Linked DNA regions of Mus musculus: region 2 is linked to region 1. Evidence: chromatin contacts called from ENCODE Hi-C data. All regions are on one chromosome and are shown on one strand. The core of a region is the stretch at or near the end of the contact, and the rest is flanking DNA. Distances in the headings are between cores, read along the strand shown. Region 1 holds the start of Slc5a10 (solute carrier family 5 (sodium/glucose cotransporter), member 10). Region 2 holds the start of Taco1os (a long non-coding RNA gene).

Evidence for each region. Hi-C counts contacts between places; a loop is a spot of excess contacts on that map.
Region 2: a loop to region 1 is called in a map of T-helper 1 cell, with 27 times the contacts of the local background. The contact joins the promoter of Taco1os here to the promoter of Slc5a10 in region 1. A Hi-C loop is called at or near these places in 2 of 37 maps with a recorded cell type or tissue (T-helper 1 cell and T-helper 17 cell).

The regions. Positions count from the first base shown.
Region 1 is chr11:61,718,283-61,725,263 of GRCm38, reverse strand. Slc5a10 (solute carrier family 5 (sodium/glucose cotransporter), member 10) reads left to right here and starts at 5,279. Exons shown (of 15, transcript NM_001382268.1): 1 at 5,279-5,422. The coding sequence starts at 5,312.
Region 2 is chr11:106,060,905-106,067,907 of GRCm38, reverse strand. Taco1os (a long non-coding RNA gene) reads left to right here and starts at 1,867. Exons shown (of 3, transcript XR_003949781.1): 1 at 1,867-2,026; 2 at 2,612-3,763. Taco1 (translational activator of mitochondrially encoded cytochrome c oxidase I) reads right to left here and starts at 1,817. Exons shown (of 5, transcript NM_027346.2): 1 at 1,390-1,817. The coding sequence starts at 1,660.

The DNA of each region.
Region 1 (6,981 bases), core at 4,030-6,529:
TTTAGGTTTAAAGAGAAACCAAGTGATATGTGTAACTAAATAATCCTGCCCAAGGTGTGGTCATGTCCACTGCTGACCCATTGACTGGGCTACGATGAGTTGTCAGAATGGTGTGGTGTCTCCCATCTTCTATTTGGTACCAGGCTTCAGCCTTTCCTTCACTCAGCATGAGACTCCTTGGGACAGTCCAGGACCTAACATTACAACAGGACCCTTTGTTCACACCTTCACTGAAAGCCTGTGATGGTCCACAGCAGACAGTAGGGGAAACCTGGGTGGGTAGACAGTTGGATCCTTCTCTCAGTTACTGTGTGACCCTCATTGCGTTTCTTAGTGTCTCTATGCCTTGGGTAATTAATGCTATGGTTTGAATGTGAAATCTGCCTCATAGGGCTCATGTGTTAGCTGGTTGTGCCATCTTGGGAGGTTGCAGAAAAGCTGAAACCTGGCTGGTGGACAAAGTGGGAGGCTTAGAGGGCACTCCATCTAACTTTACATCTAGCACTATAATGAGATCAGCCTCAAGCTGCCATGCCAAAGATACAGGCACCATGCCTCCTGTATTTCAGTCTAAACTGAAATAAACTCTTTCTCTATGTTGCTTCTCGTCAGGTATTTGGTTACAATGACCTTAACCAGAGAGTTGGGAGTGTTGGGTAGACAGTGCCTGGATGCACAGTGAACACTCAGTAAGTATTAGTGATGGTGATCGGGATGACTGGGGACCTGAGCTGGCCTCCAGGGTTCCTGCTGAGTCCTTGAAGCTTTGGAGAAGAGGCAGAGATGATAAGGGCTGGATTGTGGCCACCTGGGCTTCAGCACCCAAAACCTCAGCCACTGGATCAGCAATCAGAAGGGAAGCCAGGCAGGAAGGGCCACCAGGAGGTCACTGCCCAGCAAATGCAGGTGCTGCACACAGGTGGGCAGTGACTTAGGAAGTGTCCATCAAGTCCCCACAAGATTCTCCCTGGGCTTTTTTAAGCAGAAGTTAGATCCAGCCTGAATCAGCCCAGAGGAGCTCCAGCATGATTGAGGGCTGCTCATCTGAGCCAAGGCAAAGGCTGCAGTCTTACAGAACGCTCACGCCATGTCGGAGCACGAAAGGTGATGGTTGTCTTACCCTTCGTCCTCTCCCCTCTGTGCAAGCCTGCTTTGAGTCCTAAACATTCCAGCAGTTCAGATATGTGGTTTGTGTGTAATGAGAGGATCTTTCTACCATCTGTTGTCTTCTATCATCTATCATCTACATATCTATAAATGATCTGTTATTAATCTCTCCATCTACCATCCACTATCTATCCATCATCTATCATCTGTCTGTCTGTCATCCCTCCATCCATTATCTATCATCTCCCTATCTATAACCTATTAATTACTAATCTACCCATATATCATCTATCTATCTATCTATCTATCTATCTATCTATCTATCTATCTATCATCAACAACCCATCATCTATCTGTCTATGTATCATCTATCTAGCCATCTAACATCACTTGTTTGTCTGTCTGTTAGAATCCATACCAGACTTCTGCTGGGGCCAAGCTCACCTGCAGCAGCCTTTTTGCTCTGGAAATGTCAATCTCTATCTTCAGAGCCTGTTTGTGGCTCTAACTCCCTAACAGATACCTCAGGTGCTGCGATGTCAGGAGAACAGGTGCCGCCGGTCTCACTTCCCTAAGGAAGTGTACGGACCTCAGCTTGCCAGGCTTTGGGACATCAAGAGCTACACGAGGCAGCACATCCCTCTCACTACAATGGGCACACCTCAACTAGATGTGCCCCTCTTCCTCAGTTTCTGCACAGTTACACATTCCCTCTTGGCAATTCGATACCTACCTCTCTCCTCTCCTCTGCCACCCACAAGAGAATCAGAAACACCCTGACTCCATGAAACCTCCCTCTTCCTCTGAGACCTCCAAGGAGCAGCCTGTGCTCTGTCTTGTGAGTCTGAACTGTCCTCAGAGCTCCTGCCATGCACCTGCCATTGGCCTGTGTTAATGTGCTATTAGCAATGCTTCTGATAAATCTCTTATTCAAGCCGGGCATGGTGGCGCAAGCCTTTAGTCCCAGCACTCGGGAGGCAGAGGCAGGCAGATTTCTGAGTTCGAGGCCAGCCTGGTCTACAGAGTGAGTTCCAGGACAGCCAGGGCTATACAGAGTAACCTTGCCTCATAAAACAAAAACAACAACAACAACAAAAATCTCTTACTCAAAAAGATAGTCCACCTCAGTGTCCCCCTTTAACCTAAGCCTCTATCTATTGTCTATCTGTCTGTCTGTCTGTCTGCCCTTTATTAACTAGCTCTGCCATTCACTTTTTAGCCTGCAGCCACTGTCTTCCATTCCACTGCATGAAGCCACCTGCCCTTTTCCCTGGATGTGACATCCCCAGCCTGGAGGCCTCATTATGCCCACATCCCCTTGCCTAGAAGGCCGTGGAGGGTATTTCTAGAGTCCTGCTCCACTCTGTCTTGCTCAGCTCTGTGACTGTTCCCTGTAGGTACAGAGAGGCAGTCAACAGTAGCAGGAACAAACAACACATCCACAGATGAAGCACAGTCTGGCCTTGTGCTTAGCTTACCCCCGCTCAGAGCATATGAGACTCATGAGTACCAGGCATCCAGCTCTTTCTTGTTCATCTACACCATGTACTAGTTAGACCCGTGCCACAGACCCAGGACACTTAAGAGAGAAAAATCCTTCAGAGGTCTCCCTAACAAAAGCTGTAGCTGCTTCCAGCTTGGAGGAAACTGACTAGGACACCCTCCTCATTCACGTTAGGTGAGGCCCTGTTGAGAAGGAGCCTGGTTAACAAGGTCAAAATTCCCAGCCCCTCTCTGAGATGACTCAGAAGAAGCTGCTCTCTGGTCTGGACTCTCTAATGGAGCTGCTCTTCCTTGTCACCTCCCTCCCACGTGAATATGCTCCCCTCTGCGGTGCGTTCCAGAAGTCACTCCTGGCCTGCCACAGCCTTTGACCTGGTTATGTTTGTCAATTTCACGCTTGGTGGGTACCAGTCCTCTGTGCCAGTTACACATTTGTCTTGCTCGGGTCCCAACCCCCACACAGATGACTGACTCATCCAGAAAGTGGTTCTCATGAGTAAGGGGAATTTCTCTTTGGATGGATGGATGGATGGATGGATGGATGGATGGATGGATGGATGGTTCTATAGTTTGAACACATCCCCAAACCTCATTTATTGGGAACTAAAACTACAGAGTCAGGTGGAGACGTTAAGAAGTGATTAGGGTAAGATTACCTGGTCAACAGCTTGTATAGCTCAAGGGGGGGGTCTGTTTTCAAAGGCTGGCTATAATCTCTTGGATGCGTGCCTCTCTTCCCTGCTTCTGGAGTCTTAGGGTTGCCCACTCTATATGTGTCCCTCTGACCAGTTCCCAGAGCAATGCAGCATCTTTATTCTTCACAAACTTCCTCATCTGTGGTATTCAGTTATCGTGACAGAAAATGGACTGAGAGGCAGATAGCTCCTCAACAAGGAAGGGAAGTCCTCATCTTTCTTGGGCTGAGTTGACCAGAAGGGCTGTGTCCTTTTTCATGTGTGTAAATGTGGGTATGGCTGGGCACAGGGGCAGAGGTGTCATTTCTCCTGTGCTTGAATTCTTCAGTGAAGAACAAGCAAATCCATTTTCTTTTGAAAATTGTCTTTGATTAGAGACAGGCAAGGCTGTCTGCCAGTACCTTCCATCCTGCCGAGGAGGGGTGCCAATGGTTATTGGTTCAGCCACTCATAGTGATGAGACAGACTCAGTGATTTAGTCCCTGTTTGACCAAAGCAACTCTTCTACAGGAAGACATTTAACCGGGGCTTGCTACAGTTTCAGAGGGTCAGAACCATTATCATCATGTCAGGGAATAAGGCAGCAAGCATGGCACTGGAGCAGCAATTGAGAGCTACATCCTGATCCAAAAGGAGAAGGAGAAGAGACTGGGCCTAGCATGGGCTTTTGAAATCTCAGCGATATATTTCCCCTGATAAGACCACACCTAATCCTTTTAATCTTTTCAAATAATTCCATTCCTTAGTGACTGAACATTCGGATATATGAGCCTATGGGGGGGCATTCTTATTCAAACCACCACACTCAATAAATCTGTATGTTACCCTATGGATCTTTCAGATTGGGGAAAGTAGGTATTTGGGTCACAGATACTGCAGGCAATCGCTTGCACTGAGGTCAGCTTGCAGTAGAGTGGAGACAGAGCCATTTAAGCCTGCTGAATCCTGTGTTCAGTGGAAACTCAGATTTCCTGTCTTGATCTTGTCCTACACAGAAGAGTTGACCTTTAGTCTCTGCTCAGTAGTTTAGTTGCTAAGTAGCAGGCTAGGTGAGACTGAATGCCGTGTGAGCAGATGCTCACTCATTAACACTTTTGGAAGGGTTTCGTGTAAAGTTAAACTCCAAACACTCCACAGAGCACGAGCCAAGCTACTGAGCAGAGCATGATGCAGCTGCTGAGCACTAATGTCCCTGGTGCCTGGGTGGCAGGCCTTGGTGGAATTTCAGTGAAACCAGAGCCACCACTGCCATCATACTGAGAGCCAGGTCTACATCTACAGAGGACTTAGCTCTACCCTTGAATGGGTGGGGACAGACAACTTAGCCTTCAGCCTCTGTTCCTTGACTAGACTAAGATATCACCTACACTGTGTGGTGAGTTTGCTTGTGACATAGGAGTAGCTACAGGATGGGAAGAAGTCCTTGGTATTTGACAGGTACTGACCCAGGCTGGGTAAATGGATGGCCGAGTGGTAGGGTCAGGTCTGTCTTGCTTTCTAGAACAGTAGAGATAATGGCGACAGGACTTAGGGCCTGGCATAGGGACTCTCCTGGCATTGCCAGGAGCCACCATCTTGAGTTTAGATCAGCCTGCTGACTCCAGAAGCAAGCCTGTCCCTCAGGGAGATGTCTTTAGAGGTAAGGCAGCCATTCTACTGCTCCACGCTCAAGTAAACGAAGTCTAGGTGACGCTAAATGGGGCATTGGCATCTCACTCAGAGCTGTGCCCTTCCTTTTCCAACCCACTCAGAGTTTAAGAAGGTTCCTTTCCTCTGCCTGCACTCCTCCCAGAGTACCCGAGTCCCTGCCCTCTGGGATTCACCTACCCCTGCAGAGCAAAAGGAGACCTATCTGTGCTTTGAAGCATTCCCCAGGCACGAGGCCACACTGTGGGCTGCAGATGTCATTTCTCACTTGGTTTAATGATCAATTAATTCCGTTCAGAAAGCCCTTCATCACCTCACTTCTCCTCAGTCCCTGGGCTCGGCACGGCGCTTGCTGCAGGATGGCTGGCAATTCCACTGGGGATGCCCATGTTCCAGGATCCCAGCTGAGTGTCACGGACATTATTGTCATCTCTGTCTATTTTGCCTTGAATGTGGCCGTGGGCATATGGGTAAGAACCTGCAGTGGCCCACTGGGCTCTCGGGCATAACTGGGGCCAGCACATTCCTGGGTATCTGTATGGGTCTTATTTGGTGGTCTGCTGCCTGAACACTAGAATTATGGTGATTCCCTAGCTGTGCCCAGAATCCAGAAAGGGGGAGGGGGGTGTTCAGGGCTTGGAAGCTGCTGATCGTCCTGCCCTGCTCAGTAACTGCTGAACTCAGCTTCTCTCTGGAGAACACAGACGGGCTATTCGAGCCAGCAGAAGATCCACTGACAGCAGACACCTGCTGTGTAGTTGTCAGGCCCTCCCCTGTGTCCCATCTACCCCACACCCAACCTCTGGGAAGGCCAGGCTTGCATTACCAAGGGGACTTACCCAGGGGTCCACAGACTGGAAATGTGCCCCCCTTGCTGTCATTTCAATGCCAATCTTTTGGGTGCTCCTAAGTGGGAGGCAGTGCAGCAATCCAGCCTCATCCACCTCACGGGGCCATGTTTAGGACAGTTCCCTGCCTCGGCCTTGGAAGCCTGACGTTCTCCGTAGGAGACCCGCTATCCCTTTCTTTCCTCCTATAAGTCCTGTTCCAAGACAAGAGCCTGGGGAATGGGAGAGCAGACATGTTCACTCAGTATTGTAGGGTAGGGACGGCACCTACTTCACAGGGTGAGGTCTACCAAAGAGACCTGGTGAAGACAGGACCCTGCTGCCACCGTTGGATCTATAGAAATGGTCGTACCAGTAGGACTGTAGTGGCTAGTGATATGGACATAGTGTTGATGCTGCTGCTGTTGCTGCTGCTGGTGGTGGTAGTGGTGGTGGTGGTGGTGGCAGATAAACGACTTATGGCCATCATCAGAGCTAGGTTCTCCTCTTACCCCAGCTCTGCTCCTTTTTTTTTTTTTTTTTGGTTTGGTTTTATTTTAATTTTCATATGAGTGGATGTTGCTTGCGTCTGCGTGTATGTCTGTGCACCATGTGCATACCTGCTTGATGTCCAAAGAGGCCAGAAGAGTGTCAGATCCTCCGGAACTGGTGTTATAGATGCTCGTGAGCCAATACATAGATGCTAGGGATTGAATCCAGATCTTTGGATCGAGCAGTCAATGCTCTTAACCACTGAACCCCATGGTGTGTGCGTGTGCGCGTGTGTGTGTGTGGTGTGAATGCATGTGCGTGCAGTGTGTGTGGTACATGAGTGTGTTTGTGTGTGGTATGTGTGGAGTGGTGTGTGTGGTGTAGTATGTGGTATATGTGGAGTGCTGTGTGTGTGTGTGTGTGTGTGTGTGTGTGTTTGTGTGTGTGTGTGTGTGTGTATTTTACAAAGTGATATTTAACAGCCCTGTCTTTGATGGCATTTACCAACCACATGCTATAACCCTCTGTCACATTTTACTAATTCTCATAATACTTCTAATTTTCTTATCAATAATATACTATCTGTAACCTTCTATATTATCAATATACTAAATTATATGGACAGGCCATGTCCATATATGACAGGGAGCTTGTGTTCCCTCTGTCCACTGCAGGGACGTTCCTGGTGCCTCTCCTCCTGTCAGGCCTCC
Region 2 (7,003 bases), core at 618-3,117, about 44 Mb before region 1:
TAGTTAAGCCACGGGTTGAAGGGCATTGAATCAACCTAGCCAATACATCGTTCACATCTTCCTAACTCCAGGTCCACACTTTTCATAGGATTTTCCCCCCTCTACTTCTACCAGCCTGACACCGAAGTGAGAATCACTGAAGCGACGCATGGTTCCAAAACTGACTTTCCAAGGAAATGTCTTAGGAGCTCTGATGAGGGAAAAGGAAGCGAGAAATGGCTTGTCTCAGCATGCCTGTCCCAACCTTCAGTGGTAGTAGAAGCAGCTGCAGAGCGCATGGTTAGTCCCTTCAAGAAAGGCACTTTCTTTCTCTTTCTTCCTTACAAGACCTGCTCATGTGCTTGCATGCATGATGCATGCAGTGCCTGAGGAGGCCAGAAGAGAACATTGGGTACCTTGGAACTGAAGTTTAAGGTAGTTGTTAGATGTCACATGGGTGCTGGGAAACAAACCCAGGTCCTCTGCAAGAGCAGCAAGTGCTTTTAACCGCCCAGCCATCTCTCCAAGCCCTGACTTGACTCTTTATGCTTTATTTTTTCCTTTTCCCTCTTCCAGTCATTTTATTTGATAAATATCTTTAACTTTTTAAATCGATTCTTTGTGAATTTCGCATCATGCACCCCAATCTCACACTGATCCTGTCATCCCTCCAGATCCATCCTCTCCACGCTTGCAGTCTCCCTCCCCTAAACAAAACCAAACCAAACCCATCCCTGATGTAGAAGCAGAAGCTGCGGTGTTGTGGAGTGTCACACTGGATATTCTTTTGTCCAAACAGCTTCACTTGCAAATGTCCATTGCCATGAATTATTGGTCTGGTTCGAGGCCTCCGGCTTCTGCCACACTTTCTTTTTTTGTTTTTTGTTTTTGTTTGTTTGTTTTTTGTTTTTTGTTTTTCGAGACAGGGTTTCTCTGTGTAGCCCTGGCTGTCCTGGAACTCACTTTGTAGACCAGGCTGGCCTCGAACTCAGAAATCCGCCTGCCTCTGCCTCCTGAGTGCTGGGATTAAAGGCATGCGCCACCTCGCCCGGCAAAATAAAACAAAGGTTCGGGAGCGGAAAAAGACCGGAACGACACGGGAACCCGCGACCGGCACCGACAGAACCAACTCGCGGAAATCGGGCAAGCCGGCCGCGCTGCCACACTTTCTTAAGGCGTATTTCTATGAAGTACCTTCTAACTATACCCTTAGATGAAGTCATTTTTATCTAAGGGCGGGTCTCTGAAGGTCTTTGAAAAGGAAAACAGGTATATCCAGTGTAAGTAAGTGCTTTGAGGGTTATGAGTAGGACAATTATGACAACTGGGGGTTGGGGGGACGGTCCTAAATGAAGCCTTAGGCACCTAAAGAGCTTCAGTGACCAGCAGTGAGGACTACCAGGTTCTCACCTTTAACCGCCAGGCGGATACTGAGAGTGAGTTTAGAGAAGATTCGACTCCTTTCCATGTCCTTGGGGCCCTTGATGTGCCGGACTTTAGACCACTTATTGTGTCCCGCCGAGGCCGTCGCGCTGACATGCAGCGTCCTGTGTGGCGCTGCACCACAGCCGGGGTTTGCATGCTGGGAGGCGCCCCAAGGACCCACGCGGAACCCGAGGCATCGCACACGAAAGCACGGGACAGCGGTCATTCTCAGGCTGGCGGCAGCCCAAGACATCATCTGCTTCGACAAGGGGCTGCGCGGTGCAAAGATGAGCAGCTAAAATCAGCCCGTCTAGTCCGGCCCCGGAACAACCCGGTCTGGACGTTCAGACCGCTGCTACAGCTCTCCAGAAACTCAGAGGTTCGGCTCTTCCTGACGCTGCACTGCCTTGAGTGACCGCGAAGGAGCCGGGCGCGGGGACCCTAAATGGTGCAGTACACTTCCTTTGCCCGGTCCGCCGCAAAAAGACGTTCCCGGATTCTGCAAAGTTGGTTCCGCTGCCTCGCGGTACTCGTTCCAACCCCGCCCCTGCCAGGAGTGACGCAACCCTTCTTTGCTCCCGGTTGCTTGGAAACGACAGATCACCTTCCCGGAGAGATTCAGGTGACTGACTTTCCTTCCTAACTGAGCAAGTCCAGAATAAGAATTGTTTGGTTGAAAAAGAAATATGTAGTTCAGTCGGTTCATTTTACAGATAAAGAAACCGCCGCCAAGGTTGCCTGTTTAAAAAAAGGAAGCAATAAACAAAAAAGTACTAAATGCTGGGCGTGGCAGGCCATGTCTGTGATTCCAGCACTTAAGAGGCGAAGGAAACCTTAGGACTTTGTCTCAAAAAAAAAAAAAAAGCAAAAACTTTAATTAAAACAAACAACGACAAAAAAAAAAAAAAAAAACAACCAAACAAAATAAGCCACTACCCCACCAGCCGACGAGAAGCGATTTGCCCAGTCATTTAAAACTTTCTGATTTAGATTTCATTTCTGTAAACAAGGATGGCATTGCCTGTTTTGCCAACCCATACTGGACAAAAGATCGGGCCAGCCTTTGAGTCAAACTGCTATCTTCGTTTTCCATCTGTTGTTTTAAAATTAGTTTAAGTATTTTTAATATATGTGTATGGTTGTTTTGACTGCATGTATGTCTGTGCGCTACATGTGTGCCTGGTGTTCTCAGATATTTATTTTACAGATAAAGAAACCGCCGCCAAGGTTGACATCAAGATAGCCTGGAACTGATGGTTGTGAGCTGTCACATGGAGAATCGAAATTGAACCTGGGTCCTCTGGAAGGGCAACCAATATCCTTAACTGCTGAGCTATTTCTCCAGCCCCTTCCACCATCGGTTCTCTTGGCAGAGAAAACAAGAGAAAAAGGACACTATGGAAAAATAAAGAAAAAATAATGTAGCAGCTGCTTGAAACTCTTTAAGAGCTCTCTAGGGGGGGGGTGAATTAAGTCTCAAGAGCGTAACACATTTAAAAAAGCAGGTCAGTGTGAAGGCAGTTTGAAGTCTTGCTCTCTAAAGTTAGGCTGGATGAATTCAAAGTGTGTTTCTGCCATTTAGTAGTGCAACCTTGGGCAAGTTCTTTACTTTCTGTTTCCTTCTACAATGGCCTTGAATAAGCAGGATGAGGGGAAGGGCACGGACACAGATTTTATATTATTTTTTAAAAGATTTATTTTATTATTATACATAAGTACACTGTAGCTGTCTTCAGACACACCAGAAGGCATCAGATCTCATTACTGATGGTTGTGAGCCACCATGTGGTTGCTGGGATATGAACTCAGGACCTTTGGAAGAGCAGTCAGTGCTCCTACCCACTGAGCCATCTCTCCAGACCCCAGATTTTATATTCTTAGTGGATATGTCCAAAATTAATCTACTTACCTTTCATTCTCATGTATGTCTATGGGAGGGCATTATGTTAGCTGTTAGATTATCCTTGTGTTTCCTTCCTAGTTCCAGAATAGCAGCTGGCAGCCACCAAGCACAACCTGAGTTCTTTTTTTTTTTTTTAAGATTTATTTATTATGTGTAAGTACACTGTAGCTGTCTTCAAACACTCCAGAAGAGGGCATCAGATCCCATTACAGACGGTTGTGAGCCACTATGTGGGTGCTGGAAATTGAACTCAGGACCTCTGGAAGAGCAGTCAGTGCTCTTAACTGCTGAGCCATCTCTCCAGCCCGTGTTTTGTATTTTGAGACAGGGTTTCTTTGTGGAGCCCTGGCTGTCCTGGAACTGACTGTGCAGAGCATACTGGCTTCCGACTCAGAGATTCATACACCTCTGCCTGCTGAGTGCCAAGACTAAAAGCCCACGCCACTGCTACCGGGAGTGAGTACGAATTCTTTGCCTCTTTTGTTTCTCTTGAGTCTCCTTCATTATGAAGGACATCCTTCATTCTTCTGGTGAAATCATTCTTCAGGACTCAGCTCCAGGGGGCTGGAGCGATGGCTCAGCATTTAAAGCACTTGCTGCTCTTGCAGAGACATCGGGTAGGAGCCTCACAGCCTCTGTAACTCCAGTCCTAGAGGATCCAATACCCGCCTCCCACTTCTGTAGGTACTGCATACACATGCTGCAAACACTCATTTAAAAAAATCTTCAATGATTATATTTTATATGTGTGGGTGTCTTACAAGTACTCTTAACTGCTGAGCCATTTCTACACTCTCTACTCCTTCAAATTCTATTTTTGTTTTGTTTTTTTAAGACAGGGTTTCTCTGTGTTGTCCTGACTGTCCTGGAACTCACTCTGTAGTCCAGGCTGACCTGAACTCACAAAGATCCATCTGTCTTTGCCTCCCAAGCATTGGAATTAAAAACCTGCAACTCAACTGCCCAGCTAGATCTTTTTTTTTTAATTAGGTATTTTCCTCATTTACATTTCCAATGCTATCCCAAAAGTCCCCATACCCACCCACCCCCCACTCCCCTACCCACCCACTCCCCCTTTTTGGCCCTGGCGTTCCCCTGTACTGGGACATATAAAGTTTGCAAGTCCAATGGGCCTCTCTTTCCAGTGATGGCCAACTAGGCCATCTTTTGATACATATGCAGCTAGAGACAAGAGCTCCGGGGTACTGGTTAGTTCATAATGTTGTTCCACCTATAGGGTTGCAGTTCCCTTTAGCTCCTTGGGTGCTTTCTCTAGCTCCTCCATTGGGGGCCCTGTGATCCATCCAATAGCTGACTGTGAGCATCTACTTCTGTGTTTGCTAGGCCCCGGCATAGTCTCCAGCTAGATCTTCTTAATCATGTGTGTGCAACTTGTGGCAGTCAGTTCTCTCCTTCTGTCATGTGACTCATGTTTAGTAGTGGTTTCAAACTCAGGTTGTCAGCCGGGCGGTGGTGGCACGCACCTTTAATCCCAGCATTTGGAGGCAGAGGCAGGCAGATTACTCGGTAGTTGGGTTTTTTTTTTTTTTTTTTTTTTTTTTTGGTTTTTCAAGACAGGGTTTCTCTGTATAGCCCTGGCTGTCCTGGAACTCAATTTGTAGACCAGGCTGGCCTCGAACTCAGAAATCTGCCTGCCTCTGCCTCCCAAGTGCTGGGATTAAAGGTGTTGTTTTGATCTTAAGCTTGATTGACACTCTACAAATAATACAGGACACCCATGTAATGTGTGCGATGATTTTTAGTATATTCACCATGTATTCATCATCCTGACTTAGCCTCTTTGCCTGAACTCTGTACTCATTATTAGTCTCTCTCCTCCTCAGTCATCACAGGTCCAGACAGCTGACTTCTGGCTCCATGAGTATGCTTCTGTTGAACATTTTATAGTAATGGAAGTATGTAGTATGTGTTCTTTGTGAGTGATTTCCTTCATTTAGAAAACATCCTAGTGTGGTGGTTTGAAAGGAATTGGCCCTCAAAAGTCTCTATGTTTGAATGCTTGGTCCTCTGTTAGCACAACCCTTTATAAAGGATTAGGTGGTATGGCCGTGTTAGGAGAGGTGTGTCACTAAAGGTGGACTTTGGAGTTCCAAAAACCCACACCATTCCAGTTGGGTCTCAGCCTCCAACTTGCAGATCAGGATGGATGTAAGCTCTTAACTATTGCTCCAGTGCCTGCCTGCTTGCTGCCATGCTCCCTTCCATGGTGATCATGGACTCTAACCCTCTGGATCCATAAGCATCAGTAAACATAAGCTACCTTGGTCATGGTGTATATTCACAGGAAAGGTAAATAAGACACCTACTTCCCTTTCTTAACCAGACACAGCCTAGAGTCCTATGTGAAGAAAGCCTCAAGTGAGGAATTAACAAATGAGATTGGTATGTGGAACTGTCTCCATGTGTGAATCTTATTTTTACAGGACAGTTCAGGCCACTGTGAGCAGTACTGTCCCTAGGCAGTTGTCCAGAAAGCTAGTCGCTAAGGTCCTGGTGAGATGGCTCACTGGTTAAAAGCACTGTCTTGCTCATCCAGAGTACCTGGGTTTGAGTTTCAGCATCCAAGCGGTGGCTCACAAACGTTTATGACTCCAACTTCAGGGAACCCAATACCCTCTTCTGGCCTTTACAGAGCATGCAAGTGGTGCACAGACACACATTCAGGCAAAAATACCCAGACACAATTTTTTTTAAATGAAAGAAAAAAATAGCTAAGCACAAGTCTCACAAGTTGAGAGGGAGGGATGGAGGGAGGGAGGGAGGGAGGGAGGGAGGGAGGGAGGGAGGGAGGGAGAGAGAGTGAGCACATGCATGTATAGCATCCATCTGTGGATTGTTTCAAGCTCCTGTTTGGTTTTTAATTTCCCTCAATAATGAACCATGATCCAGAAGTGTAAACCAAGTGACTCATTTCCCACCCTGAGGTGATTTTGCTCATGGTGTTTGTCATAGCAACAGAAAGGAGATTAAAACAGCATGTTTTCAGGGTTCAGTTGCTGCATCATGTATCAGTATTTCCTTCTACTGCCAAACAATATTCCATTCAATGAACATTTTACTTAAACATTCCTTAGCTGAGAGGCATGTGTTTTTACTTATTATCATGAGTAATAATGCCACAAAGCTTGCTTGCTACTCCTTTTCCCCCCTCAAGACAGGGTTTGCTGTGTAGCCCAGGCTGGCCTCGAACACACAGATTAGTCTGCCTCTGCCTCCTGAGTGCTAGGATTAAGGACATGTGCCACCACAGCCTAAGAACCCTGTTTTTATTTCTCTTGCATCTATGCTGTAGAGTAGAATTTCTGGCAATATCATAACCCTGCTTAACCTTTAAGGAACAGCTAGACCAATAGTTGCAGTAATTTACGTTCTCACCCTCATTATTAAAAGGGTTCGATTTCTCCACAAATCACCTAGTATCTTTTTCTCCATAGCTATACCCATTCTAGGAGTGTCAAGTGTTGTCTCATGGTGTTTAATTGTCTTTGTTGTTACTTTGATTTTTTTTTTGTTTGTTATCCTAGCCTATAACAGCTGAGCCATCTCTCCAACCCTTGTTGTTTATTTTGGGACAGGATCTTCCTATGTAGTTCTGGCTAGCCTGGAACTCACAATGTAGACTAGGCTGACTTTAAACTCCCAGAAATCTGCCTGCTTTTGCCTTCAAAGAGTTGG